3 separate regions of the Homo sapiens genome follow, and all the other regions are linked to region 3. The links are chromatin loops, found by intact Hi-C in ENCODE. Cell type or tissue: Calu3. All regions are shown on one strand. Links, peaks and the distances in the headings refer to the core of each region. The heading gives the core; the rest is flanking DNA.

The links. Hi-C counts contacts between places; a loop is a spot of excess contacts. Peaks named below come from ENCODE experiments on the same cell type or tissue, not always from the same donor. Only the 100,000 strongest peaks of a DNase experiment are listed, where the experiment ranks them.
Region 1: a loop joins it to region 3, with 4 times the contacts of the local background. A loop is called at or near these places in 32 of 110 quality-filtered maps.
Region 2: a loop joins it to region 3, with 6 times the contacts of the local background. A loop is called at or near these places in 8 of 110 quality-filtered maps.

The regions. Positions count from the first base shown.
Region 1 is chr4:77,614,053-77,624,744 of GRCh38, forward strand. No RefSeq gene overlaps it. Among named protein-coding and RNA genes, the nearest start is that of CXCL13, 14 kb to the left of the region's middle. RefSeq lists a silencer at 4,719-4,818. In Calu3, for the core only: a CTCF peak has its summit at 4,805 (motif pointing left); DNase peaks (open chromatin) are centred at 4,779 and 5,529.
Region 2 is chr4:77,692,234-77,702,925 of GRCh38, forward strand. No RefSeq gene overlaps it. Among named protein-coding and RNA genes, the nearest start is that of CXCL13, 92 kb to the left of the region's middle. In Calu3, for the core only: a CTCF peak has its summit at 6,238 (motif pointing left); DNase peaks (open chromatin) are centred at 3,748 and 6,268.
Region 3 is chr4:77,459,087-77,469,778 of GRCh38, forward strand. No RefSeq gene overlaps it. Among named protein-coding and RNA genes, the nearest start is that of CXCL13, 140 kb to the right of the region's middle. In Calu3, for the core only: no CTCF peak of the experiment used is centred there; a DNase peak (open chromatin) is centred at 6,415.

The sequences.
Region 1 (10,692 bases), core at 951-8,950, 150 kb after region 3:
GGGCTCAGCCTTGGCCTTACTTTGAGGGGGAAAAAAAAATCCACCAAAATAACAATACAATAATTTAAAAATATACATTCTAAAAATACAGCATAACAACTATTTACATAGAATTTATATTGTAATTTAAAGATGATTTAAAGTACAGTACACAGCAGAGTGTGCATAGGCCATATGCAAATACTGTTCTTTTATATAAGGGACTTGAGCATTCTCAGATGTTGGTGTCCTCTGGGGTTTTGGGGAAGGGGCTGGAACCAATCCCCTGAAGATACCAAGAGATAACTATATTTGGTCTTTGTCCCAGGTTCCTAGTACAGAGCTCCTAAAACCCTTGGAATTCCCTGAGTGATGCGAGTGTCTCGTTATTCACAATGAGCCCCTTTTAACCATATCTGAGTTTGTGGCAATGAGGTGACTATTGGCAGGCCCTGGGATAGCCTTAGGATGGGGGTTGGCAGGCAGAAGAACCAACCATGTGATTAGAGGGTTGGACCTTTTGTCCCACCCTCCCCACCACCTCTAGAGAGAGGAAAGGGGCTAGAAATTGAGTTTATTACCAATGGACAATAATTTAATCAATCATGCCTGTGTAATGAAAACTGATATAAAAACCCCCAAACAATAAGGTTCAGAGAAATTCCAGAACATCGAGGTAGGGGGGCGGTGGTGAGCTGGAGCAGGCATGGAAGGAAGCTCTGTGCCCCTCTCTCCTCACCCTGCCCTGTGCATCTCTTCCATTTGTTCCTGAGTTGTATCTTTTATAATACCCTGGAAATAGTACTACTTTCCTGGGTTCTGGGAGTCATTATAGCAAATTATCAAACCTGAGGAGGGTGACCTAGGAACCCTTAAGTTTGTGGTTGGCTGGGCAGAAAGGAAGATAGCCTGGGCACCCTATGTGCAGCTGGCATCTGTGGGACTGAGCCTTTAACCTGTGGGGTCTACACTAAGTACAGATAGTATTATAACTGAATTGAATTGCTGGATACCCAGTTGGTGTAAGAGAATCACAGAATTGGAGATTTGGTTGGTGTCAGTAAACACTTGAGGCAAAAAAAAAAAAAAGGGAAAAAACCTCTCCCAAAACCTCCAGGTGATTTCGGTGTTCTAAAATTGGAACGCATAGTTCAGCCAGCACAGAATATTAAAGTCATCAAGGGAGCTCGCTTTTCTTATGTCAGGTTAATTAAGTTATAGTTTACAGACAGTAAAATTGACCCTGTCTAAGTGTTCAATTCAGTGAGTTAGCAGGAACAGCCCCAGCCCCTGTTCTGTTATTATACTTCTGCCTTTTCCAGCCTGTCCTATAAATGGTACGGCCTTTTGTCTGGCTGCTTTCACTTTGCATAATGGTTTTGAGATTCATCATCTTGTTGAATGTATTACTAGCTTCTTCCTTGTTGTTACTATTATTTCATTGTATGGACATACAACAACTTGTTTATTCACTTACCAGTTGATGGACCGTTGAGTTGTTTCCAGTTTGGGGATATTATGATTAAAACTGCTGTTAACATTTACTACAAGTCTTTGTGGGAACATACGTTTTGGTTTCTCTTGGATTAATACCTGCAAGTGGACATGCTGGGTCATGTGGCAGGTGGATGTTTAACTTTATAAGAAGCTGCTAAACTGTTTTCCAAAGTAAATGTACCATTTTGCATTCCCATCAGCAATATGTGAGAGTTCCAGTTGCTTCACATCTTCACCAGCCCTTGGTATTATCGGTCTTTTAAATTTTAGACATTTTAGTGGGTGTTTAATCTCTTGTGGTCCTAATCTGTATTTCTCTAATGGTTAATGATGCTGAATAGTTTTCATGTGTTTGTTTAAGATCTTTGTATCTACATTACAAATCTGTCTTACTTGCCCCCACCTTCTGGGTGGGTGGGAAGGAGCTCTATCCCATTCCATCCAAATGACTCTGCTATATTTCCACTTTGGATTTTGCAAAGGTACCTCAAACTCAATGTCAAGGACCAAAATTCATGATCCAATTCCAATCTGGTCCAATTCCAGTATTTCCTACATCTGTGAAAGCTCCACAATTTGTTTCATTATGCAAGATGGAAAACTAGGACTCGTTTCAAAATTTATTTTCTATCACCACCAGTTCTGTATCCAATCCATAGCAAAACATCATTGATCCGTTTCCCTAAATATCTTCCTAATTCGTACACAACTCTCCATCTTTACTACCTCCCTATGCCAACCAAGATGCCATCAAGTCTCACCTGGACTGATTAAATAGCTTAAAAAGTAGCTACCCTCCCCCACCCCCCTGACTTCCCTCCATAAAGCAGCTAAGGTGATCCATTCAAAATGCAAGTCTGACAATGTCACACTTCTTCCAGTTCCAAGCTCAATGGTCCCTTCCTCAGGACAGCCTTCCGTGCCTAGGTTAATCTCCTTGTGATAAGCTGTCATGTAACTCTTTCTTTTCCTCGAAAGCACTTACCTCAGTCACTAATAATACCATTGTTAGCGTGACTATTGGTCGTCCGTCTCCAATTAGGATATTAACTTCATAAGGGCCAGAACTGTGCCTGGTTTTGCTCACCCTCAGATCCTTAGCATTGATTATGGCCTGGCACATGGTGGGAGTTCAAGTATTTTTTGGATAAATATATGAGTGAATAAATGAATATCTTATAACGGTCTCATTTGTTACTATTTAAGATACTTCAAGAAAATAACTTTTCATATTTGTCTTATTTTCATAACTGGATTGAAAATTTCTTGGAGACAGTAAGTCAGACTTTTATTTCTTTGCAACCCACATGGTGTCCCACATACTCAATAAGCAACTCTTGTGCAGAATGAAAAGCATCTTGTACAGCACGTAATTTGTTTGGAATATTTAGGAAATAATTTTTTTTACTATATTATCTAGAATACATGGCTAGGAAAGAGTAGGAGCTAACCACATTTTTATAACTATCATGTGCATCTGAACATGCTGGTGGGTTTGAATTAACTGATAATTGTCATTGAAATTTAATATAACATTGAGCTCCCCAAGCTAAACTCCACTAAAAGTATGTCATGACATTATGACACTAGCATATATTGCTGGAAAATGCTAAATCTATATGAATGCATTCTCAAGATAAATTTAAAGTGACTGATATTTATTAAATTCTTATATGCCATATCATTTAGGGTACCAATAGGAAATAGAAGGCATGCATAACTGGAACTTTGAAGAGAATGCAATGAAGGAAACTATTTCAAAGCTGTGGGCAGGGTTAATGGAATATTGAGGCACTTAGGGACCAGTAGCCACTCCGAGGCCTGAAGAAGAAAGGTGAGGAAATGGCGTTATGGAAGGCTGTTGTAGACCTGCAGTTTGGAAGACAGATTGCCCAACAGGAGCCATAGTCATTGAATGAGTCATCGGCCAAGATGCCATCAAGTCTCATCTGGACTGATTAAATAGCTTAAACACTGTAACAGCATGTAAGTTGTTTGGAATATTTAGGATTTTTTTTTTTTTTTTTTTTTTTTTTTTTTTTTGATACGGAGTCTCTCTCTGTCGCCCAGGCTGGAGTGCAGTGGCGCGATCTCGGCTCACTGCAAGCTCCGCCTCCCAGGTTCACGCCATTCTCCTGCCTCAGCCTCCTGAGTAGCTGGGACTACAGGCGCCCGCCACCACGGCCGGCTAATTTTTTTGTATTTTTTTGTAGAGACGGGATTTCACCGTGTTAGCCAGGATGGTCTTGATCTCCTGACCTCGTGATCCACTCGCCCAGGCCTCCCAAAGTGTTGGGATTACAGGCGTGAGCCACCGCGCCCGGCCGGAAATAATTTTTTTACCATATTATCTAGGAGAGAGTAGGACCTAACCACATTTTTATAACTACTATTGTGCATCCGAGAGTGCTGACATTATTAAATTCATTATCAAATCGAGCAAGTCATCAGCCATGAACAGAACTGAGTGTGAACAGGGCTTGGAGGAAATAAGTGTCTCTACCTCTACATCCTCCCACCTTACAATTTCCTATTCATGCTTTCCATCCCCCTGACTCCCATCATTGGCCAAATCCATTCAGAAGAGGTTAGATGAGGAAACTAAGGTTCAGAGAGGTAAATGAATTTGCCCAGTATCACCCAGCTAATGAATGTCAGTTCTGATATTTGAATCCCACAGACCGACTCCAAATACCATGATCTCATTTATTACTTTACATGTACAACTGATGGCTATGCCAAATATGAATTGTTATAATTTTTAATAAAAGTTAATGAAGGCTAAAGATGTGTATTTTTATCACATATTCTACTATTGAAAAAATTGCTTATCTTATGGCAGGCAATCAATTTTATTTTCAAGCATTTTTTTTTTAAATCTGGATAACAGCCTCTCCCTTTGAAATCTAAAGATCAAATAAATATCTCAATATATCCCTTAACTTGAGTGGGGCTGGAAGCCCCAGGGGAAAATCCCTGATCTAGCCCTTTCTCTCTATTAAGTGGACAACATCCTTAAGTATACTAACACCCTTTGCCCTCAAAGGGGGGCAAGAGGAATGAGGATCCCAAATGATGCCTCCTTGGCCTGATTCTTGTGCTTATCTCTGAGTGGTAGTCCCAGCGAGGGCCTCAGCTCTGTCTCTGACACAACCTGTGGTCTCGGGGCCCTTCTGTTCCTCATCCACTCCTGAACAAACTGTCCTCCCCACAAACCCCAAGACCAGCCCAGGACAGGTCTTGTGGAAACAGTCTGGTAACCTCACAGGGCTCTGCAGCCGTTTCAAGGAGGTTCTTTAGCACCCTCTGGTGGCTACTGCCAGAAATACCATGTTCAAATTGAAGAGGGCAGTGAGGGCGGTGACATTAACGTTGGACCGGATTCCCTGCTTCCTTTTCCATTCAGTCAGACCCTGAAGAGTGTCTCCCAGGGATTGCGGACAAGGAAATCAGGTGATTCTTTTCTATCGGTGCCCAGACTCGGGACTCCACGGTCTTCACTCTTAAAGTACGGCCTCCCAACCAGCAACATTGGAGAATCGGAATCAGAACCTACATTTCAACAAGAAACAGTGATTTATATGCAACTAACACTGAGAAGCTTTTTTCCCTTATATTTTGTCTTTTACATTTCTCCCTACCTCCTCACTGCCAAAAGACAATATACAATCAATTTTCACAGGTAAGCCCTCATTCTTCAAGTTAGGTCTTCCCCCAAGCTAAGGAGAAGGAAAAGAAGTAGAAGTTAGAAGATTTTGAATCAAAATTTGGTTCTGCTATGATTCACTAACATATTCAATTCTCTGAATCTCATTATTCTAAATGTTCAGATGAAAATAACATCTAGCCCTTATGGAACTAAGAATAAACTCATTTTCAAATCAGCTAACTTGGGGTCATTACTGGGATTCATAAATGCCAGGAAATTAGGATTGTTCAATTTCTGATGCCATTCCACTGGCCTTCTAGAAATGGTCATGTCCAACCCTTTGACTTCAAGCCGCAGTGCTCTGCTGGCATCCAGTGGTGAATGGTGTAATGTGGAAACATCAAACATGGTAATGCAGTGTACCCTAGAACTGACCCAGGAAGATGAAACCTAAAACCAGCAAACACAGCTTATCATATGACCTCCAGAACAGACCAAAGAGAGGAATAGAAGAAATGTGGCTACCAGCCCAATGTCAGCTGAAACTAGCAGCAGATAGAGACTTTATTGTTCTGAGCAAGACAATCTATACCAGTTCATTATCAGCTGCCAGGTGCCAAGCTAAAGTAATCTGTGCTCGATTTTCTTTTATGCATCATCCCAAATTAGATGTAAAATAATTGCCAAGAGTTCAGTCATGCTGAGACCCATTATTCAGTAATAAAATTGACATTTCTAAAGTACTTTATCACAAATGGCAGGTTAGTTCACACAGCGTTCTTGCCTGAATCACGAGCCCCAGCTTTGTGTCTTTCCATTTGCTTTATTTGCATGTTCTGCTCTTTCTACCTCCCACCTCCTAGAAATTAAAAATACCAGTAAGCAAAGAAAGGCACAGTGACTCTCGCTTTCAATTAAGGAGCTATTTCATATGCAGTGGTCACTTTTTATCAGTGCAGAATGGTGGACATCCCTGATAAGCAATCATGGTGTCCACAAGGACAGAGGACATTTTTAATTTTGCTGGGCATTTTGCTTAGCTTTGGAAATTCTTGTATGTTTTATCACTAATTTCAACTTATAAATTTCCTGCCTAGGAGCAACTTCAATGAATTCCGGTTTGGAAATATCCAGCAGATCTTTTTTTTTTTTTTTTTAATGAAAGCATCTCCCCACATTCGCCCACCTAAGATAACTCAGAGGCAGATGCACTTTTCACTGAAGTTAATGAGAATCTGAAAACTGCAATTGCAATGAGGTTGTAAACTGGGGTTAGCAGGATTCATGTTGCCGCAATTCATCTAACCTAGATTTAAGTCTCTGGAGTTATTATTTTTTCCCTCTTTGTTAAAAGCAAACATTTTTACAACCTCCTTATTTGTATACTGTTTTTATTATCCCACTACCCTTATGAAATTAATGAAAGAGAGACTTTTTTCTAAGTACTTCTTACGGAGACTCTTGAATGTGGACCTGCTGATTCCTCAGGGAGCCCACCCAGCCACTTGGGCCATGTCCCCCCGACTCGTGGTGCACATGTGAAAGGCAGGTAGGGCAGTTCCACTTTCTACAAAGGCCTGTGATTCCTGGAAACTCTGGCCAATTCTAAATCCCACTGACTGGAAGGGAACTTGAAGTCTCCTCCAAGTCTCTTTTTTCACAAAGTAAAGAACGAAGGTATTTTCCTAGCAAAAGCTAAAATTCCAAGGAAGATAAAAATTGAGGAAGTATCCCAACTCTTTGTTGGCACCCTCCATTGTCCACGTGCTCTGGCTTTGCACCCCGGAGTTTCCTCAAAACAGAACTGCAACCTCAGTGTGGACCTGGGACTAGTAAGATCATCCAGCCCATTTAATGTAAGTCATTTGTGTAACTGGGAAAGCCTTGGCCAAAATCTGAGGGGGTTTTTGGCAATGCTAAAGGCAACATCAATTAACAACAAAAATGCTTCCTTGTGTCCTGCCACCTTAGGACAAGCTTTACAATTTTGACATCTGGCCCCGTGCTCTTATCCAACCTGGGAAGTTGGTGGTGTGTTGGTGTGGCATCTTACTAAAGGCAAAATGATGACTTGTTTGTTGTTTATATTCTGTACCTGCTTGATTGATAAGCTTAGGTTTTGTTTTGTTTTGTTTTTTTTTTTTTAAGTCCTTTTCTTGTATCATCTCAGGTTGTGAGCAAAATCTTGGAAGCAATTTTTTTAGTTTGCTTTTTCTGTTTACTTCTCAGTGTTCCAGTACTGGCAGGTTTCTATTTGCTTTTCCTATTTGCTTTTTTGTGTTCTAGGACTGGCAAGACAAGGAGAATGATGTCTAGCAGGATCCCACTTCATCCTGTCCATTTCTGAGACAGAAATACTAAAAGGAAGTGAGTCTAGGAGAAACCTGGTGTCACTCTCTAGCTCTGTAACATCAAAGAAGCTTATTTTATTAAAAGGTTTCTTACTTAAAAAGAAATCACTCCATTTATGAGTCTCAACTCCCTTACCTTTGGGTGAGAAGTGATATAGACAATTGCTAAGGCACTATCTGGTCCTAAAACTCACATCCCTACCCTTCCCACAGCCTCCCCTCCCCTAAATACTCCCTGTCCAGGCAAATGTTGGTATTGCCATCCATTAAAATTAAGCTGTTGTGTCATCCTTGACCCCCCCACCAACAACAACCTCCCTTTTTAAATCATTCACCAAGAGTGATTTCATTTCCCCACCTCCTTAATATCTCTGGGATCCATCCACTTCATTTCCACCACTGCATCTGGCCACGTAAATGACTGCTCCTTACTTGGGGAAGTGACTTTACAAGCCAAGGTCATTCAGAATTAAATTTACAGATGATGGAATAAATCAAATTCATGTATTTATAAAGTGTAAAAGAATCTGGTCTCTCAGGAAAACATGACTTCAGTTTGAAGTGTATCACTAATTTAACTGTGAGTTTAAGCAAAAAAGTTTAATATAAATTTTAAGGATATTGGAATGTTTAAGAAAACTCAACATGAAAAATGTATGATATTATGTATTTGATTAACAAGATTTTCATACGTGGTCAGGAAGACTTGTTAGGGTTGTAATTTTGTCTTGCATAAGCATTTGAAATAACTAGCAAAAGTGAAATAAGATATTTATTCTAAAATCTTGAAAAGAATGTATTAAAGCAAATTTGTAAATTAGTCTGATTGTTTAAAGACAGTTATATTCGTTGGGTGGAGTTCATTAACATTGATTAAACAGCATGTAAAAGTGATTATTAATATTATATAAACATTAGAGTAAGATTAGTAGGCTGAGCTTGATGAAAATGTAAAATTGATAAACCTAAACTTTAAAACTAAACATTAATTCTGAACTCAAGCAAATATTAACAATCCTTTCTATACTCACGTTCCCTTCAGACCTTAAATTCACTGACAATTGTAAAAAGAGTTCTCTTTCAGTCATGGAAATGCTCACATTTAGGGACTTGGTCTGGAACATCTTAATATGCGTCTATTGTCTCTTAATTAAATACACAAGTGCAAAGTCAAACCAAGTTCTAGAGCATATCAAATCTCTGATTCCAATCTAACTTTTCATGATTTATTTTTTATGATTTATGATTTTGCAGGCCAAATGTATTCCAAAAACAGAGAAAATGTTTTAGCAACCTGATGTTCTCCAAACTATGATCTAGGCTTTACTAAAAATTTGTCTCTTGTTCTGCATAACTAGATCTACAATTACATAACTACATAACTACATCTTAGCACCCTTTTTATCCTGCTGGGATTTGTTACTGGTTGGGTGATCTTCCCTAAAACATAGACTTTACAGATTGATACGATCTGTAAAAACAAACTAAATTACCCTATGAGAAGGATGCTTGCCAGGTCTCAGAGCAGGATAGCGGCTTCTCTACACTCACTTCGCTGTCTTCACCCTCACCATCAATGTTTATTGTCCTTTCCAATTAATGTGCTTTATTATTTTAAACTCAAAATAAACAAGCAGTGAGAACTGAATAAAGGATTCTTCTACTTTACAGATTATCTCTTCGTTTGCCTTAAGAAATTTTGGAAGAAATACAATTTGCTACATTCTGACTCATAGCCATGCATAAGCTTATGGAGGGGGAAAGTTCACGGGGAGAGCCAAGTCTTCATAATGTCCTCTAATTATGTGTGGAACTAAATATGGAAAAACTAAGCATGTGTCTTGTCCACATATATAGACATCTACAATTTGGATTATCTCTAGTTTCTTTTTCTCCTCACACAACCTCCCTCAATAGATGATTTTATGTACCTATAATGCTTTTCCTTTATAGGAGGTGGAAAGTGGAAAGACTCAAGGAATAGCCTCTTGTGGCTTCTCAACAGGACACTGTGGGCATTTTTATTCCTGGCGCCTGACTCTCCTGCACATTAGGGGATGCTTCTCACATCTCTAGGCCAGAGCCACCAAATGCTGTCACTCATTGGAAATTTGTGGGGGCATTTTGTTTGTTACCAACACCCCGCCTGTAAGAGCAACTCCCTCACCTTCTGCAAAATTTGCAGGACCTCAGAAGAACAGGGAAGGCAGCGACCACTATTAACCCCTTAACCTTAGCACAGGGGCCCAGCTCTTCACCAGGTCTCTGCTTAAAAGAATGAGTGGCCTTTTAAATAAATAAAACAGCAAAGCTAATCTTTGTAAATATTTCCTACCCCATTCTTTGCCAATAGGCGCAGAGCCCCAGGAGAAATGAGAGGTGGGACCTTATGTTGTGAGTTAAGTTTGAACAGAAAAGGAGATTGTAGAACAACATTTGAGTTGGAAGGTATCTTAGTAGTCATCTAATCTAACACCCTCACTTAAGAGGTAAAGAAAATGAGGGTGTGAATCACTACCTGTAAAACATGCAGCAAGTGTCACCTATCACTGTGATAATTAGTAATTATTACACTTATTGCTATTACACCTGTCTACTTTAAAACTGCTTAGCCTCCTGGGAGGCTGTTTTAGTTCAGGCTTCTGTTGAAGCCAACTTTGATCCAAGGATGTGGGTGAAAGTACTTTATGCTAGAGGTGATCCAGGCAACACAGTGAAGGTGGGGGGAAGTGATACAGTGTGATGGAGGCTGTGCTGGGCCATCAGATCCACTTTAAGGAATGAAGCACTTTTCTTTCAGCTGCTATCCATGCAGCTGGCAGCAGCTGTGGAGCTCTGAAAATTGCCCTCGCTCAAGGTTATACACCCTTCCTGGGAGCAGCCCGCATCCAAAGCTGGTTGATGCAATGGTATAAATATTCTATCCCACCTTCTCACCTCGGGCCAAATCTGACAGCCATCCCAGCTTCAGAACTTCCTGCAGCCTCACTGAGGCCTTTGCTGTGGCTGTCTCATGTTCAACTTCTCCCTCTGCTTAATCCTGCTTCCTCCCCTTTACCGACAGGTATTAATCCTACAAACACTCCCAGATTAACTTTCTGTTTGCTAATCTCCCTATCGGTATGCTTACCAGGGAACCTGGCCTGCAATAGAAGTTGTTCAAGAAAGCAGATGTTAAAAAGGGATTCTGAATCTGAATCACCTGCCAGACAGCTG
Region 2 (10,692 bases), core at 1,239-9,238, 230 kb after region 3:
AAACATAATGTCTGTGCTTAAAACTCAGTTCTGTTTATTTTAAAACTTGAATCAGTTGATCAAGGCTCCCCTTTCCTCCCATGCAATTAGACTTAGCTTAGGGGAGTACGAATGGAGTGTGGTGGCTCTTTCACACCACACCCTCCTTTCCTGCAGTTTTCATCCTCCTAATTCCAACTCAGAAGGGTGAGAAAAGAGGTTGTCTGGTTATGGGACAGTCCAGGCAATGCTGATGTTCCCTTTCTCGTGGTAATCGCCACTGATGAAGCCACGATAGACATAGTAATAGACATGGTGTGGGGAGCCAGTGCCCTAACCGGCTCATTAATGAGGTATTTATCCCAAGTAGCTTCCCTAGGATTTGGCAGTCTCTTGAGAGACTCAGCCACATCTTCCAGCTTGGTTCCTCGTACTATATTCCTCTGATGTGCATACCCTTTTTCTCCACACTGGAACAGCAAACCTACGACCCCAAATCTCAACTATGCTCTGTGGTTCCAATTCTGGAGTGTATGTATGAGCATAGGCTAGATCCATCTTCTGTACCTATTTGGAAACACACATTTCCTACCTGGCCTGGCATTGCCACACACTGTCTCAGACCACTTTCCTGATATTTCCCCTCCTCAGGTAAAAGCGAATCATCAAGCCCAGTGGCAGCAAGTATATCCCACTAGGAAAGGAGATAACTAGTCTCCAGACACATTCTTATTTACCAGTACCTATCTTGCTCACCACGCCCCACTTCTTTGGCTTACCCCTTCTCTGTAGAGAAATCAGAAGAGTGAACTATTTCATGATGCTGCCCTCAATGGCCACATGGTGTATTAGCCAATTATGCAGTGGCCCGTTCCCCAGCATGTGAGATGCCTGAAACTAGCAGGCCTCCAGAAAGGAGACCTGAGAAATTACAGGTGAAATGCGTGTGGGAAATAGACCTGGAGCAATCCAGATGCATAGTGTCTGTTTTGTAGGATCGATTAAAGTTGAACATAGGCCTACTCTATGACTCAGCAATTCTTTTTTCTAATTGTAAATTGACAATTTATAATTGTATAAATGTATGTAATTTGTATAATATAACCAATGGGACACAAAATGATGCAAAACAATGTAGAATAATTAATATAGTTAAATATTTATCATCTCAAATTCTTAATATTTTTTGTGGTGAGAACATTTCAAATTTACTCTTAGCAATTTCAAAATGTAAAATACTGTAACTATATTCATCATGCTGTGCAATAGATCTTCAAAAAGTAATTCCTCTTGTCTGAGATTTTGTACCCTTTGACCAACATCTCCCCATTCTCCCCATGCCCCAGCCTTTGTACCACAGAACCATATTATCATATTCTACTCTCTGCTTCTATTAGTTCAATTATTTTAGATTCTACCTATAACTAAGATCATGCAGTATATGTCTTTCTGTGCCTGAATTATTTCACTTAGAATAATGGCCTCCAATTACATTCATGTTGTCACAAATCACAGCATTTCTTTTCTTTTTTAAGACTGAATATTATTCCATTATGTATACAGGCGACAGTTTCTTTTCTATTTTTTTCTGAGATAAGGTCTCACTCTGTTGCCCAGACTGGAGTGCAGTGGCATGATTATAGCTCACTGCAGCCTCAAACTGCTGGGCTCAAGCAATTCTCTTGCCTTGGCTTCCTGAGTAGCTGGGACTTCAGATGCATGCCATGATGCTGAGCTAATTTTTTGTATTTTATATTTTACATAGACTGGGTCTCGCTTTGTTGCCCAGTCTGGTCTCAAACACCTGACTTCAAGTGATTCCCCCACCTTGGCCTCCCAAACTGCTGATTACAGGAATGAGCTGCCATGCCCAGCCTACCATGTTTTCTTTATTCATTCATCTGTTGGTAGACGTTTAGGTTGATTCCAAACTTGGCTATTGTAAATAGTACTGCAATGAACATGAGAGTGCAGATGTCTCTTTGACAAACTGATTTCAAACTTTTGGAGCAAATACTCAGAAGTGGGATTGCTGGATTATATGGTAATTTTGTTTTTAAATTTTTTAGGAACCTCCATACTTTTTTCCAAAATGGCTGTACTAATTTACATTCCCAAGAACAGGGTAAAAGGGTTCCCTTTCTCCAAGTCCTTGACAACACTTATCTTTCATGTTTTTGATGATAGCCATTCTAGCAGAAGTGAGATCATCTTATTGTGGTTTTAATTTGTATTTCTCTAATAATTAATGTTGAGCACTTTTTCATGAACAGTCATTCCTAGATATACTCAGGCTATTGGTTCCAGGACCTCCTTTAATACCAAAATGTGAGCATACTCAAGTCCCACAGTCAGCCCTGTGGAACCCACAAAATTCACATATAAGTAGAACTGCATAGTTCAAACCAGGATTGTTAAGGATCAACTGTATCCTGTTGGCCATTTGTATGTCTTCTTTTGAGAAACATATGACCCAACAATTCCACTTCTAGGCATATACTCAACAAAAATGAGTATATATGCACCCCCCAAATGGTACAACAGTATTCATAATGACATTTTTCATAATAGCCCAGAACTGGAAATAAATAGTAGAAATGTAGTAGAATGGCTACATACATTGTAGCATTCCCACAAAGGAATACTTTATAGCAAAGAAAAGAAATAAACTCCTGCCATATGCAACATGGGTGAATTTCACAAATATAATATTAAGGAAAAGGAGCCAGAAGCAAGAAAAATACATAATGTATGATTCCATTTATATGAAGTTCAAAAGTAGGCAGCACTACAAGATGGTGCCTGGTGCCAGGATAACAATTCCCCTTGGGGAGGGGGTGTATATAACAGTGGGAGAATGGGTGCTATCAATGTTCTATCTTTTGATCCAAGGTTGTTCATTGAGCTCTATACTTATAATTTATGCAGTTTTATGTGAAGTAGGTGAATTACACTTCAATAGGGTGTTTACTAAGAAATAAGACAAGGTACTTCCTTTAATAAAAAGAAAGTTAGTAGTTACTATATAAAGACTACACCCAAAGAAACCAACTTAAGATATGCAGCTTCAGAATTCAGGGCTAACATATCCCCCAGTGAAACATGACTTTTCATTTAGAGCAAACTTCTACATTATTTCGTTCATTTTCAATTCCAAGTGCTCTTTGCATGTACAAAAATGAAGTGAGAACTGTCGATGTGTTGGCTCCATTAGCAGAAGAACTTTTCAAAGTGTTAAATGATGCCAGTTTTATATCTAAGTCTTCAGATGCTTCAAAGAGAAAGTCAGTTAGGTTAAGTCCAATAATAGCTCATTGTTTTCATCTGCTGCAGCAAATTGAGGTTTGAAGTTCACTCTGACAAAAGTGAAATAGTTCTCATCATTGTGAATGCTATTGTAACTTCAGTTTAAAATGTCAATATTAAAGATAAATTTACTTGGTTTTTGTAGCTGTAATATTTTGAACTAATGTACATAAGTATATGATACTTTATTGCAAAGAGTTTTAAAATAGAACTATAAGATAGTTCTATTACAGACCAATGTAACAATGCCAATATGTTACACAGTTAATACATTCAAAAAATTACATAATTTTTATTATTTTAACCTCCCTCTTTCAAAGGTGTCCCAGTTAAGTTACATGTTAAATATAAGTTAAGTTATGTGGTCTCCCTATTCATGACAAATAGCTGAATCACCCTTCCTTTCTCTAGCAAGCCATCCCAACACTCCTCCCTTCCCTACTCCAGACAGAATGAATCACTCAAAGCCCTATGATGTGGTAAATCTGCCTGAGGTGGGGGGTGATGGAAAGAACATTCAAACTTCCACAGCTTTGCTTACGCTTTTTTCAGTTTGAAATGTACACAGCCTATGTGGGGAACTAGTCCATCAGTTGTGCAGGATAATGAAGCGTAAAAGAGTAGGAATGAGGTGAAGTTGGAGAGCAAAATCTTTCAAAATCTGGCCCCAACCAAAAAGTTGGAAGTTTATCCTCTAGTCGATGGAAAAGTCTAAAAAGTTTCCACCAAAGGGAGTGACAAGATCCCATTTACACCTTTAGGAAGATTGTTCTAAGACTGCAAGGGATAAATTGGCAAGGACAAAGACTAGAAGCAAGATCAGTTGGTTTAACTCAGCAAGTGTCATCTGTGTTTCTGCAAAAAATAAAATTCTTAAGGAAAGAGTAAAAGGGAAAAGAAGAGATTTTTCGAGGCAGAATTAAGAGGATTTGGTGACAGATAGGTAATGGGATTAATTAAAAAGCAAATGTAAATCACTTAGCTTAGGGCCCAGCCCATAGTAGACATCCAATAAATATTCATTTCCCTACCTCTTAAAAGTGCATATACTTTACAACGAGTGTGTTTTTCTGTTCTTTGGTTGCTGGAATAACTATGGCCCATATTCTTTTTTTAACTAAATAATATATTTTCATCTGGGAAAAAAAAACTTAAATACAATGAAAATTGGAACAACCACTTTGGAGAATTTTTGGTAATATTTGGCAAAAATTGGCAGTTTGAGTAAAGTCAAAGATACTAATACTCCAAGACCCTGCAAGTCCACTTGTGGCTATAACCCATACTGAAACTCTTACATGTATGAGAGTCTTATGCATAAGGATGCTCATTGCAGCATCGTTCATAATTACAGAAAACTGGAACCAATGAAAACATCTATGAAAAGGAAAATGAGTAAATGAGCTGCAGAATATTCATATAATGTAATAGTATACCACACTTACCAGCATGGATAAATCTCGATAACATATTAAGCAACACGAAAAAAAAGTTGCAGAGGGATATAGTATGACACCATTTAAATTAAGTTTAAAAACCTGTTAAAATATTATCTAATAAGGGAAAAGTCTATACAAGAGGGGTACATAGGAGGTCTTAATTGTATGTGACATTTAATTTCTATTTTTCCTTATTGAAACATTTTTATTGTATTCTCTTGTTGGAAGGGGAAGATAGGGACAGATAAGATGAATAGAATATGACATTGACATTTAATTTCTTTGAAAAAAAAGTATGGAGTAATGTTAGGATTTAATAGGGGTGCATTTTCTGGTGTTCATGACAAGGTTATTTTTATTCATACATAAAACATTTTGCAATAAAATGAAAAGAATAATGCAGTAGAATAGTCAGATGTCTATTCTCCTCTATGCTTCAGAATAATACTGTGCCCAGTATTTGCTAAAGGCTTCAGGATAGACATTGGGTCACATCTTTAACCTTGAATTATCTCCACAGAAACAGCAACCACCTTGGTGCACTAGACAGAGAGATGGGTGTGGGTGCTCTTTTTGGCTCTAACCTTGAGCAATTCAATAATTGTTTCTGTAACCTTGTGCAATTCATTTCACTCTTGCCCTCAACTCCCTCAAATCCAGAGATCCAATCAATACAGCTAAGGTGACAGCCTGAATCTTACAGCAAATCTTAAAAATAATACCAGGGGTAGCAACCATGTATCACTGTCCCAGAGCCTCATGTAAGCATTTTCACTAGGAGGATTAAATGAGACAGTGCATTCATGTTCTGTTGTCCCTAATCTATACATCAGGAAACAGGCTTAAAGAAGTTAACTAACTTGCCAATGACACACAGATAGAGCAGGGTTTTTAACCCAGATGTCACTTTCTGATTCCAAAGCCCATGCACGGTCTTAACCAGACCGACCAGAGGACTCTTGCTACGTCAGATCCTTACTGTTAGTGAGTATCCCTTTTAATGTTCTGACTAGGATGGCCATGTAACTTATCCTGAAAACTGAGATACTTTGAGTGTAAAAGAGGGCACTAATAATTACTCTGGGACCACAGGCATAAACCAGGACTGTCCCAGGCTAACTAGAATACATAGTCACCATAGTAATGAGACTCTGGCAAACACATTCCAGCAGGCTTTTCAGATATATCACACAAGCACAATGGTTTTCTAGTAGTAAACAAGCCGATTGATTTAGATTCCCAGTTTAAGGTTCTGTTAGCACGAGAAGTCCTCTTAACCCAGCTGGCAGAAATAGACGGCACAAGGAGTGCCTTCCAACAGCGTCTGCCCATAGCTGTTGCCCACAGAGGAACACAGCAGCTGCTCCAAAGTCTTTCCAGGGCTTAGCCCTTATCGCCCTATTCACATTCAGGAGCATGGAGTTTCTATTTCCTCCCTTGCTGAAGCATTTAAAAAAATCTGTCTGCAAAGAAGCATTCACTCCTGAAAAACTTTGATATAAGAATGGGACGATGTTGCCCTCTGGTGTTACCAAGGAAGTGGCAAGCAGCTACACAGACTCGGTCAGGGCAAGGGTGAAGGCAAGGGAAAGCAGAACACTAGCTCTTACCAAGCAAGTGTATGAACATGTCTTCCTCCTTAATCCTTACGACAACTTTGCAAAGTCCATCCTTATATTCCTCATTTTTATAGATAAGGAAACCGCTCAGAGAATGAGTACTGTGTTCAAGGTCACACAGCGAGAAAATGTATTGAAATTTGAACCCATATCTATCTAGCATTAAAGTCTATGGTCTTTCCTTATATCATTCTATAGGCCAATATAAAAACTGGGGTCTTCAAATATTCAAAATATATTTATTGAATACCCATTTATGCCAGAAATCGAATATGAGGAAAGACTGACTTATTCCATAAAGAAATTTCAGGTTAGGCTTGGCACGGTGGGTCACACCTGTAATCCCAGCTCTTTGGGAGGCCAAGGCTGGCAGATCACTTGAGGTCAGGAGTTCGAAACCAGCCTGGCCAACATGGCGAAACCCTGTCTCTACTAAAAATACAAAAATTATCCAGGCATGGTGGCGCACACTTGTAATCCCAGCTTCCTGGGAGGCTGAGACATGAGAATCGCTTGAACCCTGGAGGCAGAGGTTGCAGTGAGTGGAGATCGTGCCACCATACTCCAGCCTGGGCAACTCTGTCAAAAAAAAAAAAAAAAAAAGAAGGAAACCTCAGAGTACTTTAAAATGAACATGTATGAGGGATAGACTAGTCACTCAGTGCCTGTGATTATGTGATCACTTTCACGTGTAATGCCCTCCTACATCTTTGTAATATTTGCCTACATCCTTTGGAAACATTCACTGTTTTCTTCACCAGTCCTGGTCTCTCTCTTGTTTTTGACCCTCCTGCCACTTTCTCGGTAGCAGTTTTCTTAGTCACCTTGTATTACAGTCATGGGTTTATCTAATTCCTCTGTTCATCACCCTTGTATTATATAATAAACTACCTGAGAGCTGAGATGGGTGTTTCACATTTTTAAATTTCAAACCTCCGTAATACCCTTTCACAGTGCTTCACTAAGAATAGACCCTCAAGGTGTTTGCAGAATTTGGACTGCATTAGATATCAGCTACTTGATGAGATTTTAATTCCAAGAGGCTAATTTTTTTTTCCAACTTGGTAGCATCCCATTGTGTCCTCTTACAGGGCCAATTAGCCATGTTAAACGTCTAATAGCCTGGCAGGATCAGAGCTCTCCCAACTCACATCCCTATACTGGTGAAAGCATAAGACAACGAACCCTGGAACTGGGAAATGGGCTGGTGGTACGGCCTCTCTCTGCATCTCCAGAGTGGAGGCTGTAGGGGCAGTGTTCTGCTATGCTTGTTTCTGTCTCCTTTCATTCCCCCATTCCCCTCTATATTTGGTAGTTATTCTGTTCTACCCTAGCACTTTCTACCCTCTCATTCAACTGCTCCCTTAAATAGAACCTTTCTGCTTTTTCCTTTCCCTAAATGGCTTTCACTGATTCTGACTCTGGCGAGTCCTCTGTTTTCAGGGAAATGTGGCTAACCTCCTGACCTGTAATTCTGCTACACAACAGCTGTCTTCCCACAGGCCATATATTAACCCTGTTTAAGCAACTCTTTAAATTCCTGACATGCTCAGTCAGCAGCAGCATTAGCAGCAGCACCATCTGCTAGGAGTTTAACCCTCTTGCTCCCTGGACTTGAATGGTGGAGGTAGATTAGAAACTCAAGCTTCCACATGTAGCTTGGTAAGTCACACGTTACCTAAATGCTCCCCTGTAATTCCACTGATTCTAAACATTAGCAAAGTAAGTTTTGATATTAAAAAGGAAAAATTCTAGTACATTTATGTTTCAGTGATATACAATAGGAAAATATTAGAAACAACTTAAATATCCAATAAATACAAAATTAAGCCATATAATAGCACAACCAAATCATTTTGAATGGCTTCATAATATTCTGTGGTTTTGACATATATGTGTTAACCTGGAAAAATACTTAAGTGAGAAAAAAACAGAATATAAGAAATAATTTACAAGTAGTAACCTTCTTGATGTACTTTTATCCAAACATTTTTTTTCCTACGTATATATTTTTTAAAAGATAGGAAAACAACTGCTATTAGTTTAGAAGACATTTCCAGATATTTATAGTAGTAACAAGTCAATGCCAATATAATACTCTGCTCTAGGTACAGCATGTTAACAACATAAACCCACAGCCAACGGGTAGCCTAAACAATTTTATTGCTTCCACCAGCTCCTGTAACTCTTTCTTCTATTAGCAATTCTTCAATGCCACCCCCATAAAAAATCAACCCTTTTATTTCCCTCTCTTCTGCCCTCTCTTTCTTCCCAAAGTCATCTCAGACTCTTTTCTTGGCACCTCTTTGAGTCACAGATAAGGGGAATAGAACAGCAGAATAGAGCAAATACTTCTCCCATTTTATCTTTTCACCAGGGCTCTCCTCCCTATGTCCCTGAAAGTACACAGGTCACTGTCACTAAAGAAAAACTGGTGGCCCCTGAATACACAATTCCATTGGAAGGTGACAGTCCTACCACTGTAGTTTCAGACAGGCAAGATCATAATTTTGTATAATAATTGCCTAATTCCAGAAAATGGGCACAAAAATATTGTTTGCTTCCCAAAACCATAATGGAGGTTACTCTCAGGCCTTTGCCATACATGCTAAAAAAAAATTCTTATTTCTTTTTCTGGCATTTATTTTCAGCATATGGTGATAGTTGCTGAGAGCCCACGTGACCTAACACTTGTCCCACCAGACAGCTGAGTATTTTTACTGATGGACACTGGCATCTACTTGGAGGAGCCTCTTTAATATGTATTTAGGCAGCAGGTGTTCAAAACACAGTTCAGTCCTGTTATACAAAGAGCCATTTCCAGTCATTCCATTTGTATTCAGAACGTAATCAGATCAAGGAATAACTCTAGATAATATTAGAGAAAAAGGGAGGACAATTATAGGTTCATAACTCTGCCCATCCACTGTAGCTTGGAATTTGGGAAGAGTACAGAGGAGAGGTGCAGATTCAATTAATTTCTTGATAAGTTTTCCATTTTATGAGTTCCCACACTTGATTATATAGCAATACCCTATTCCCTTATAGCACAAACACACATGTATACCACCATGTCACCATGGATTAAGTTCCTGAATATCTACAAGATGAAAGAAGTTGAATTTGGGAAACTTAAGAGCCTAACGCATAAACAGGAATGAGAGACTGAGATTAGTGGTGAACTTATGTCAGTTCCATAAAATTAATAAAACTATAAAAGAGCACAGTAAATAGACTGTTGATAGCCTTTTGTGCAACTTAAATTAGTAATAATGGGTCTGTACTGAATAAAATGGAGAGGAGAAAGATAGGAGTTCTCAAGTCCTAGTGGTCTTGACTGATCTTTCTTTCCATGGCTCCTCAAACTTTAAACTAGTCTTGATTGGAATCTTTTACTCACCCCACCTAAGAAACACAAGAGGAGGAACAAGACTAATGATGAACGATTCATTTAGTTTCAAAGATAGTGAAATTAGGTGTGCCCAAGAATTTCCCAAGAGGCAGTTAGAAATAGAGAACTAAAAGAGATTAGGAGTGGAGACAGACATTAGGGAGTCATCTAAATAGGAATAATGGATGGAAAAAATGAAAAGGAAAGAAAGCAAGTAGGGCTGATGCTTGAAATAATTCAAGACCAGTGGACAGAGAAAATGAACAAGATATAAATTATTTTTCCTACATTATCTTCAAATCTTCTGAAGTTTCACAGAAGCCAAGAGAACAGAGACTTTTCAAAAGAAATGGATGCTTATCATGGCTGAGCATTATAGAAAGGTAGAGGAAAAAAAGGACCAAGATCATTAATTTGATATCTGGGAATAGACAGTCCATCTCTGGTTTCTGGATTCATTACTCCACTAAAATGCGTCTCTCCAGGTAAAGAGAGTTTAAAGACTAAGTGTATGATGAGGGAAACAAAGGACAAGGGTAGACTCCTCCCTTTCCTTCAGTATCAAACTATTTCCCTTCTTTCAAGGTGAGAGGGTAATGGAATCAAACTTTCTGCAGAATAAAAGAGGCTCAATTATGTTAAGAGTTGAGCTGTTGTTCAGTTATGCCAAATAAGTAAATTGGTCCAGATAAGAAAATTAGAAGTTACATTTCTTCTAGTCCTAGTTTATTTATATATATCATACACATACTTGATAAAAACATTTTTTAAACATTAAAACTTCAAAATAGAATTTCAGAAACCTTCTGTCCATTACTTTTAAACCATCACTGGCCTAACTTTTTTTTTCCTTAATGCTATATTATGACCATTTTTCTTGGTCCATAAACACATATTATGCCTGCTTAGGTTTTCCAACATACAGGTATACCTTAATTTACTAAAACAGCCCTGGAGA
Region 3 (10,692 bases), core at 1,719-9,718:
TTATAATCCCTTGGGTATATACTCAGTAACGGGATTGCTGGGTCAAATGGTATTTATAGCTCTAGATCCATGAGGAATTGCCACACTGTCCTCCACAATGATTGAACTAGTTTACACTTCCACCAACAGTGTAATAGCATTCCTATTTCTCCACATCCTCTCCAGCACCTGTTGTTTCCTGACTTTTTTAATGATCGCCATTCTAACTGGTGTGAGATGGTATCTCATTGTGGTTTGATTTGCATTTCTCTGATGACCAGTGATGATGAGCATTTTTTCACGTGTCTATTGGCTGCATAAATGTCTTCTTTTGAGAAGTGTCTGTTCATATCCTTTGCCCACTTTTTGATGGGGTTGTTTGATTTTTTTTCTTGTAAATTTGTTTGAGTTCTTTGTAGATTCTGGATATTAGCCCTTTGTCAGATGGGTAGATTGCAAAAATTTTCTCCCACTTTGTAGGTTGCCTGTTCACTCTGATGGTAGTTTCTTTTGCTGTGCAGAAGCTCTTTAGTTTAATTAGATCCCATTTGTCTATTTTGGCTTTTGTTGCCATTGCCTTTGGTGTTTTAGTCATGAAGTTCTTGCCCATGCCTATGTCCTGAATGGTATTGCCTAGGTTTTCTTCTAGGATTTTTATGGTTTTAGGTCTAACATGTAAGTCTTTAATTCATCTTGAATTAATTTTGGTATAAGATGTAAGGAAAGGATCCAGTTTCAACTTTCTATATATGACTAGCCAGTTTTCTCAGCACCATTTATTAAACAGGATATCCTTTCCTTATTTCTTGTTTTTGTCAGGTTTGTCAAAGATCAGATAGTTGTAGATGTGTGGTATCATTTCTGAGGGCTCTGTTCTGTTCCATTGGCCTATATATCTGTTTTGATACCAGTACCATGCTGTTTTGGTTACTGTAGCCTTGTAGTATAGTTTGAAGTCAGGTAACGTGATGCCTCCAGCTTCGTTCTTTTGGCTTAGGAATGTCTTGGCAATTTGGGCTCTTTTTTGGTTCTATATGAACTTTAAAGTAGTTTTTTCCAATTCTGTGAAGAAAGTCATTGGTAGCTTGATGGGGATGGCATTGAATCTATAAATTGCCTTGGGTAGTATGGCCATTTTCACAATATTGATTCTTCCTATCCATGAGCATGGAATGTTCTTCCATTTGTTTGTGTACTATTTTATTTTGTTGAGCAGTGGTTTGTAGTTCTCCTTGAAGAGGTCCTTCACATCCCTTGTAAGTTGGATTCCTAGGTATTTTATTCTCTTTGTAGCAATTGTGAATGGGAGTTCACCCATGATTTGGCTCTCTGTTTGTCTGTTATTGGTGTATAGGAATGCTTGTGATTTTTGCACATTGATTTTGTATCCTGAGACTTTGCTGAAGTTGCTTATCAGCTTAGGGAGATTTTGGGCTGAGACAGTGGGGTTTTCTAAATATACAATCATGTCATTTCCAAACAGGGACAATTTGACTTCCTCTTTTCCCAACTGAATACCCTTTATTTCTTTCTCTTGCCTGATTTCCCTGGCCAGAACTTCCAACACTGTGTTGAATAGGAGAGGTGAGAGAGGGCATCCCTGTCTTGCACCAGTTTTCCAAGGGAATCTTCCAGGTTTTGCCCATTCAGTATGATATTGGCTGTGGGTTTGTCATAAATAGCTCTTATTATTTTGAGATACATTCCATCAATACCTAGTTTATTGAGAGTTTTTAGCATGAAGAGCTCTTGAATTTTGTCGAAGGCCTTTTCTGCATCTATTGAGATAATCATGTGGTTTTTGTCATTGGTTCTGTGTATGTGATGGATTATGTTTATTGATTTTTGTATGTTGAATCAGCCTTGCATCCCAGGGATGAAGCCCAATTGATCATGGTGGATAAGCTTTTTGATGTGCTGCTGGATTTGGGTTGCCAGTATTTTATTGAGGATATTCACATTGATATTCATCAGGGATATTGGTCTAAAATTCTCTTTTTTTGTTGTGTCTCTGCCAGGCTTTGGTATCAGGATGATGCTGGCCTCATAAAATGAGTTAGGGAGGACTCCCTCTTTTTCTATTGTTGGAATAGTTTCAGAAGGAATGGTACCAGCTCCTCTTTGTACCTCTGGTAGAATTCAGCTGTGAATCCATCTGGTCCTGGACTTTTTTTGGTTGGTAGACTATTAATTATTGCCTCAATTTCAGAGCCTATTATTCAGAGATTCAACTTCTTCCTGGTTTAGTCTTGGGAGGGTGTATGTGTCGAGGAATTTATCCATTTCTTCTAGATTTTCTAGTTTATTTGTGTACAGGTGATTATAGTATTCTCTGATGGCAGTTTGTATTTCTGTGGGATCGGTGGTGATATCCCCTTTATCGTTTTTTATTATGTCTATTTGATTCTTGTCTATTTTATCCTTTACTAGTCTTGCTAGTGGTCTATCAATTTTGTTGATCTTTTCAAAAAACCAGCTATTTTTTGAAGGGTTTTTTTTGAGTCTCTGTCTCCTTCAGTTCTGCTCTGATCTTAGTTATTTCTTGCCTTCTGCTAGCTTTTGAATTTGTTTGTTCTTGCTTCTCTAGTTCTTTTAATTGTGATGTTAGGATGTCAATTTTAGATCTTTCAAGCTTTCTCTTGTGGGCATTTAGTGCTATAAATTTCCCTCTACACACTGCTTTAAATGTGTCCCAGATATTCTGGTACATTGTGTGTTTGTTCTCATTAGTTTCAAAGAACATCTTTATTTCTGCCTTCATTTCGTTATTTAACCAGTAGTCATTTAGGAGCAGGTTGTTCAGTTTCCATGTGGTTGTGCAGTTTTGAGTGAGTTTCTTAATCCTGAGTTCTAATTTGATTGCACTTGGTCTGAGAGACAGTTCGTTGTGATTTCGTTCTTTCACATTTGCTGAGGAGTGCTTTACTTCCAAATATGTGGTCAATTTTGGAATAAGCATGATGTGGTACTGAGAAGAATGTATATTCTCGTGATTTGGGGTGGAGAGTTCTGTAGATGTCTATTAAGTCTGCTTGGTGCAGAGCTGAGTTCAAGTCCTGGATAACCTTGTTAACCTTCTGTCTCATTGATCTGTCTAATATTGACCATGGGGTGTTAAAGTCTCCCATTATTATTGTGTGGGAGTCTAAGTCTCTTTGTAGGTCTCATAGGACTTGCTTTATGAATCTGGGTGCTCCTGTATTGGGTGCATATATATTTAGGATAGTTAGATCTTCTTGTTGAATTGATCCCTTTACCATTATGTAATGGCCTTCTTTGTCTCTTTTGCTCTTTTTTTGTTTAAAGTCCGTTTTATCAGAGACTAGGATTGCAACCCCTGCTTTTGTTTCGTTTTGTTTTGTTTTTTTGCTTTCCATTTACTTGGTAGATCTTCCTCCAATCCTTTATTTTGAGCCTCTGTGTGTCTGTGCACATGAGATGGGTCTCCTGAATACAGCACACAGATGGGTCTTGACTCTATCCAATTTACCAGTCTATGTCTTTTAATTGGGGCATTTAGCCCATTTACATTTAAGGTTAATATTGTTATGTGTGAATTTGATCCTCTCATTATGATGTTTGCTGGTTATTTTGCCCATTAGTTGATGCAGTTTCTTCCTAGCATCAATGGTCTTTACAATTTGGCATGTTTTTGCAGTGGCTGGTACCAGTTTTTCCTTTCCATGTTTAGTGCTTCCTTCAGGAGCTCTTGTAAGGCAAGACTGGTGGTGACAAAATCTCTCAGCATTTGCTTGTCTGTAAAGGATTTTATTTCTCCTGTACTTATGAAGCTTACTTTGCTGGATATGAAATTTTGGGTTGAAAATTCTTTTCTTTAAGAATGTTGAATATTGGCCCCCACTCTCTTCTGGCTTGTAGAGTTTCTGCCGAGAGAGCCGCTGTTAGTCATATGGGCTTCCCTTTGTGGATAACCCTTTCTCTCTGGCTGCCCTTAACATTTTTTCCTTCATTTCAAACTTCGTGAATCTGACAATTATGTTTCTTGGGGTTGCTCTTCTGGAGGAGTATCTCTGTGGTGTTCTCTATATTTCCTGAATTTGAATGTTGGCCTGCCTTGCTTGGTTGGGGAAGTTCTCCTGGATAATATCCTGAAGAGTGTTTTCCATCTTGGTTCCATTCTCCCTGTCACTTTCAGGTACACCAATCAGACGTAGATTTGGTCTTTTCACATAGTCCCATATTTCTTGTAGGCTTTGTTCATTTATTTTTACTCTTTTTTCTCTAAACTTCTCTTCTAACTTTATTTCATTAATTTGATCTTCAATCACTAATACCCTTACTTCCACTTCATCGAATTGGCTATTGAAGCTTGTGCATGTGTCATGTAGTTTGCGTGCCATGGTTTTAAGCTCCATCAGGTCATTTAAGGTCTTTTCTACACTGTTTACTGTAGTTAGCAATTCATGTAATCTTTTTTCAAGGTTTTTAGCTTCCTTGCCATGGGTTCGAACATCCTCGTTTAGCTCGGAGAAGTTTGTTATTACCAACCTTCTGAGGCCTACTTCTGTCAGCTCATCAAAGTCATTCTCTGTCCAGCTTTGTTCCATTGCTGGTGAGGAGGAGTGATCCTTTGGAGGAGAAGAGGCACTCTGGTTTTTAGAATTTTCAGCTTTTCTGCTCTGGTTTCTCCCCATCTTTGTGGTTTTATCTTCCTTTGGTCTTTGATGTTGGTGACCTACAGAAGGGGTTTTGATGTGGATGTCTTTTTTGTTGATGTTGATGCTATTTCTTTCTGTTTGTTAGTTTTCCTTCTAACAGTCAGGTCCCTCAGCTGCAGGTCTGTTGGAGTTTGCTGGAGGTCCACTCCAGACCCTGTTTGCCTGGGTATCACCAGCAGAGGCTGCAGAACAGCAAATATTGCTGCCTGGTCCTTTCTCTGGAAGCTTTGTCCCAGAGGGGCACCCATCTGTATGAGGTGTCAGAAGGCCCCTACTAGGAAGTGTCTCCCAGTTAGGCTACATGGGGGTCAGGGACCCACTTAAGGAGGCAGTCTGTCCGTTTTCAGAGCTCAAACACCTTGTTGGGAGAACCACTGTTCTCTTCAGAGCTGTCAGACAGGGACATTTAATTCTGCAGAAGTTTCTACTGCCTTTTGTTCAGCTATGCCCTGCCCCTAGAGGTGGAATCTACAGAGGCAACTGGCCTTTCTGAGCTGTAGTGGGCTCCGCCCAGTTCAAGCTTCCCTGGCCTGCTTTGTTTACCTACTCAAGGCTCAGCAATGGCAGATGCCCCTCCCCCCACCAGGCTGCTGCAATGCAGGTTGATCTCAGACTGCTGCACTAGCAGTGAGCAAGGGTCCGTTAGTGTGGGACCTGCCAAGCCAGGCATGGGATATAATCTCCTGGTGTGCCATTTGCTAAGACCATTGGAAAAGTGCAGTATTTGGGTGGGAGTGTCCCAATTTTCCAGGTACTGTCTGTCACAGCTTCCCTTGGCTAGGAAAGGGAAATCCCCCAACCCCTTGTGCTTCCTGAGTGAGACGATGCCCCGCCCTGTTTTGGCTCACCCTCTGTGGGCTGCATCCACTTTCCAACCAGTCCCAATGAGGTGAACCAGGTACCTCAGTTGGAAATGCAGAAATCCCATCTTCTGCATCAATCACACTGGGAGCTGCGGACCGGAGCTCTTCCTATTCAGCCATCTTGGAATGGAATCCCTCGCCTAAGGAAATTCTTAAAGTAGAGTTGGTATTCTACAGATCCTGGCAAATGTTGCTGGCAAGAGCCAGCTCCATTCATGAGCCATTAAGGTCTGGGAATGAAGAATAGGAGAGGATAACATCTAAAGGGTCAGCTGGCTTAGAACTTAGACTAGAATGGATAGTTAGCATGTTTGGTCTCTGCTGCTTAGCCTTGGTAGAAACATTGAATATGTCATTTGGGAAGGGAGGCTTTATGTATGCTGGAGTTCATCGACCAAATGGATTAGCAACTCAACAGAAGACTGTTTTTTACTCATGCAGTCATCCACTAGAAATTGAATTCCAAAGCTACTGTGTAGAAACCCAAGTTAATCCTGGTTACCAGGAGAGACTGTTGCTTAGAAGCCCAGTGAAGACAAGCACCCAAAATTAAGGCAGTACTTTTTAAATATCCCTTTCAGGTGATTTATTTGACCAGCTATGCTGAAGACAAAATGAGATCTAGGATTCCAGAGCTGATTTTCCTTTATGAGGGAGGTGTTTGGATTCTGAGGGAGGTGTGTTCTTTAGATGGGCCAACAGGACAATACTATCAGCTAATTCTCTAAATTCTTCTGTGCCTTATGAGCTGTGGGTAGTCATGAACATCTCTCTAATCCTAGCTGGCAGAGTGGATGGGGACAGCACATAATTAAAACCAAGGTCAAGCTGTGGGGCCAGACCCACTGGGCCCAAGTTCAGTGCTTTGGCCAGGAGATGGCAGCGTGTAATCATACAGTAGAACCCTGAGCTTTGCGGCAGCTTGGCTTGGATGGAGCCATACTGGGAAGCTTCTGGGAGGGCTTTCTGGGGAGACACAACAGCAGTGACTAAAGAAGTAGTAGAAGGACATCTGGGTTCTACAGATGTTGGTAAACATAGTTATTGAGAGGATAATGGCCAGGCTCAGCTAACTGGCATGATCAGAGACTGATGAGCAGAAATGAATTAGATGGGGAGGAGATGCTGAAAGGTAAAAGAGCAATGACAATCCAGAGGAGAAGCAAGACTTTGACCAACAGGTGCAGGTCTTAGAAGAGAACTAACCTCAAGGAGACCAGAGGAAAGACAAGTTCTGTCAGTGAGGAAATTGTAGAGATTGCCTTTCAGAACACCAGCAGTTATGGCTCTGTTGACCTTCACTACACAATTTATGCTCCAAAAACATGCTGAGATAACAAAGCTGGAAGCAGGTGAGCAATACACAGATGACCCCGACTTGCTTGAGTCTCTGCTTTCTGGTTAAGGCATCTGACCTCTTTAGCTGCCTTGGGAGAGGTGTTCCTGACAGTGGTAAATAGCTCCATGATCCACTGGATGGGTCCCACTTTGGACCCTGCTATCTTGCCAAAAGTATGATGATCCATGGCTTATATGAACTGCTTTGGGGTCCACTAGAATGGAAATGGGAGGAAGGGCTTTTATGAGATAAGATACTGAGAGGTGACAGCATGCTGGCAGCCCTCACAGCCCTTGCTTGGTCTCAGCACCTCCTCGGCCTTGGCGCCCACTCTGGCCATGCTTGAGGAGCCCTTCAGCCCACCACTGCACTGTGGGAGCCCCTTTCTGGGCTGGCCAAGGCCAGAGCCAGCTCCCTCAGCTTGCTGAGAGGTCTGGAGGGAGAGGTGCCGATGGGAACCAGGGCTGCACACGGTGCTTGCGGGCCAGCGCAAGTTCCAGGAGGGTGTGGGCTCGGCAGGCCCCACACTTGGAGTGGCTGGCCAGCCCACAAGCCCCTGGCAGTGAGGGGCTTAGCACCTGGGCCAGCAGCTGCTGTGCTCGATTTCTCACTGGGCCTTAGCTGTCTCCTCGCAGGGCAGGGCTTGGGACCTGCAGCCCACCATGCCTGAGCCTCCCCCTGCCCTGCTGTGGGCTCCTGTGCAGCCGGAGCCTCCCCGAGGAGTGCGGCTCCCTGCTCCATGGTGCCCAGTCCCATGGACCACCCAAGAGCTGAGGAGTGCAGGCAGATGGCATGGGACTGGCAGGCAGCTCCACCTGTGGCCCCGGGCAGGATCCACTGGGTGAAGCCAGCTGGGCTCCTGAGTCTGGTGGGGACTTGGAGAACCTTTATGTCTAGCTAAGGATTGTAAATACACCAATCAGCACTCTGTATCTAGCTCAAGGTTTGTAAACACACCAATCAGCACCCTGTGTCTAGCTCAGGGTTTGTGAATGCACCAATTGGCATTCTGTATCTAGTTAATCCTTTGGGGACTTGGAGAACCTTTATGTCTAGCTAAGGGATTGTGAATGCACCAATCAGCACTCTGTATCTAGCTCAAGGTTTGTAAATGCACCAATCAGCACTCTGTGTCTAGCTCAGGGTTTGTAAATACGCCAATCGACACTCTGTATCTAGCTAATCTAGTGGGGACGTGGAGAACTTTTGTGTCTAGCTCAGGGATTGTAAACGCACCAATCAGCACCCTGTCAAAATGGACCAATCAGCTCTCTGTAAAACAGACCAATTGGCTCTCTGTAAAATGGACCAATCAGCAGGATGTGGGTGGGGCCAGATAAGACAATAAAAGTAGGCTGCCTGAGCCAGCAGTGGCAACCCCCTCGGGTCCCCTTCCACACTGTGGGAGCTTTGTTCTTTCACTTTTTGCAATAAATCTTGCTGCTACTCACTCTTTGGATTCAACACTCACTGCGAAGGTCTGCAGCTTCACTCCTGGAGCCAGTGAGACCACGAACCCACTAGAAGGAAGAAACTCCAAACACATCTGAACATCAGAGGGAACAAACTCCGGACACGCCGCCTTTAAGAACTGTAACACTCACCACGAGGGTCTGCAGCTTCATTCTTGAAGTCAGTGAAACCAAGAACCCACCAATTCTGGACACAATACTATGTGACACAGAAGGAAAACCCGAGTCTGCATTTCCATAGCAACTTTGGTACTATTAATGGCACACACACACAGTGAACTTTGGTGATTTGCATAGAAGTGAAAACATCTAAGAAAATGACTTACTAGATAAGTGGTTTATACTTATTAATAGGTTTTTCTATAATTGCATTTGATAATCAATACCTAATAGGACATGTATCATTGCTGAGCTTCCCTAGAGCATACAAGTAAATTACTTGCCCAAGGTAACTCAGATCTGAGAGTTGGACCAGCTCTGGATTCTAGGAGTACTGATTTAGTCTAGTGAACTTTGTTCAGACACCACCACACAATCAAGTTTATGTAAGCAGAAATTACAACTGCATACTCTTTCAGGTCCTGTAGGCTCACACATTAAGCTATAGGAGTTTTAAAAATAAGTAAATCCTTTCTGGAAGACTCCTTTGTAAGAAGGTACCTGATGGTGATAAGGGCACCAAGGTGAACCAACCTGCCCTGTCACATCCATTCAGAACCTTGTACAGGGTGATGGGACTGAAGAAGGTGGCACTCCATCTCCCCTACTAGCTTGGTTGTTCTGTGTCAAGACCCTTCCAGACACCCAACTGCAGAACATGAATCATTTTTTGTCTATGCAAAATATTGCACTGTCTATTGTGGGCACTGATTTCTCCTAATGTCAAGGTTCAAGGCTAATGTTGGCCTTCTTAGATATCTTTGCTTCCGAGTCAGATGGATAGCAGGAAAACGGAAAAACGTCTAGGAGAGAAGCCAGCACTAAGGAGGGAACCAGATCGTGAGACAAAAGAATTGGAATCCAAGGCCATGAATAACTTTTCAGTTGTCATGGGATTAGTGGCTAACGAGGTCTTTGGGGGCATCCCAGTGGTAACCATGAAAAGTCCTATATATAGACGGGGTGTAGTGGCTCACATCTGTAATTCCAGCTCTGTGGGAGGATTGCTTGAGCCCAGGAGTTCGAGACCAGCCTGGGCAACCTAGTGAGACCTTGTCTCTTAAAAAAAATAAATAAGAAAGCCCTATGTATTCAATGGTGTCTAATGTTTTGCTTTCATAATACCATGTTCTCAGTTATCCCTTGACTCGCTAAACTATTGAACTTCCTCTGAATTTCTTAAGCTGTTGGAGCAGCTCATATCCAGATCAATGTGTTATCCCTTATGTGCACCATTGACCATAGTGTTTTATTTAAAGGCAATGGCTTTAACCCAAAGGAATGACATATTTTGAATACTTAGAGTTTAGGTCAAATTGACCCATTGTATGACCACATTGTATCCCCTCAGCCACCTGTGGCTTCAGCCAGGCCCGTAGTAGACATGTAGACATTTACCTCCCACTTCATCCTTGCAGTGTGCTCCCCAGGCTCACACTGGCTTTTCTGATGGGCTTGACTTTTACCAATCCATGCTCTTTTCTATGTGCAGCCTGGAAGAGCTGAGGAGTTACTATTTGTGAAAAGTCTGAGAAGCATACAGACCCCTCCTCAAGAGTGAAAAGCTGGAGTGCAGATTTCAATAATGTGCCTTACATTGACTCTTTCTCCTTCCCTGTTTCACTTCTTTTTCACTCCTGGTTCCTGGGCACAGGCAGTTTATGTAGGAGGCAATCCCAAATTCTTATCTTAGTCTCTGCTTTTAGGAGGCTGCTATGATCTGAATGTTTGTGTTTCTCCAGAATTTATGTTGAAATCCTAATCCTGAAGGTGATGATATAAGGAGGTGGGGCCTTTAGGAGATGATTAGGTCATGAAAGCAGAGCCCTCACGAATCGGATTAGTGCCCTTATGAAAGAAGCCCGAGGAAGCTCAGGCACCGCTTCCAACATGTGAGAACATGGTGAAAAGACAGCTATGCACCAGGACACAAGCCTTCACCAGACTCTGAGCCTATCAGCACTTTGATCTTAGACTTCCAGCCTCCAAAACTTAGACATAAATTTCTGTTGTCTGTAAACCACCCAGTTTATGGTATTTTGTTGCAGCCTAAACAGACTAAGATAGGGACCCAAACTAAGACACAGGCCCTAGGTTCAGGAGGTTTGAGTTACACAGAAAAAACTCCTATAATTCCAAAAAGTGAGTGAGAGAAAAGTACATAATCTACAAAGCCATAGCAAAGCAGTGTTCAGTTGATG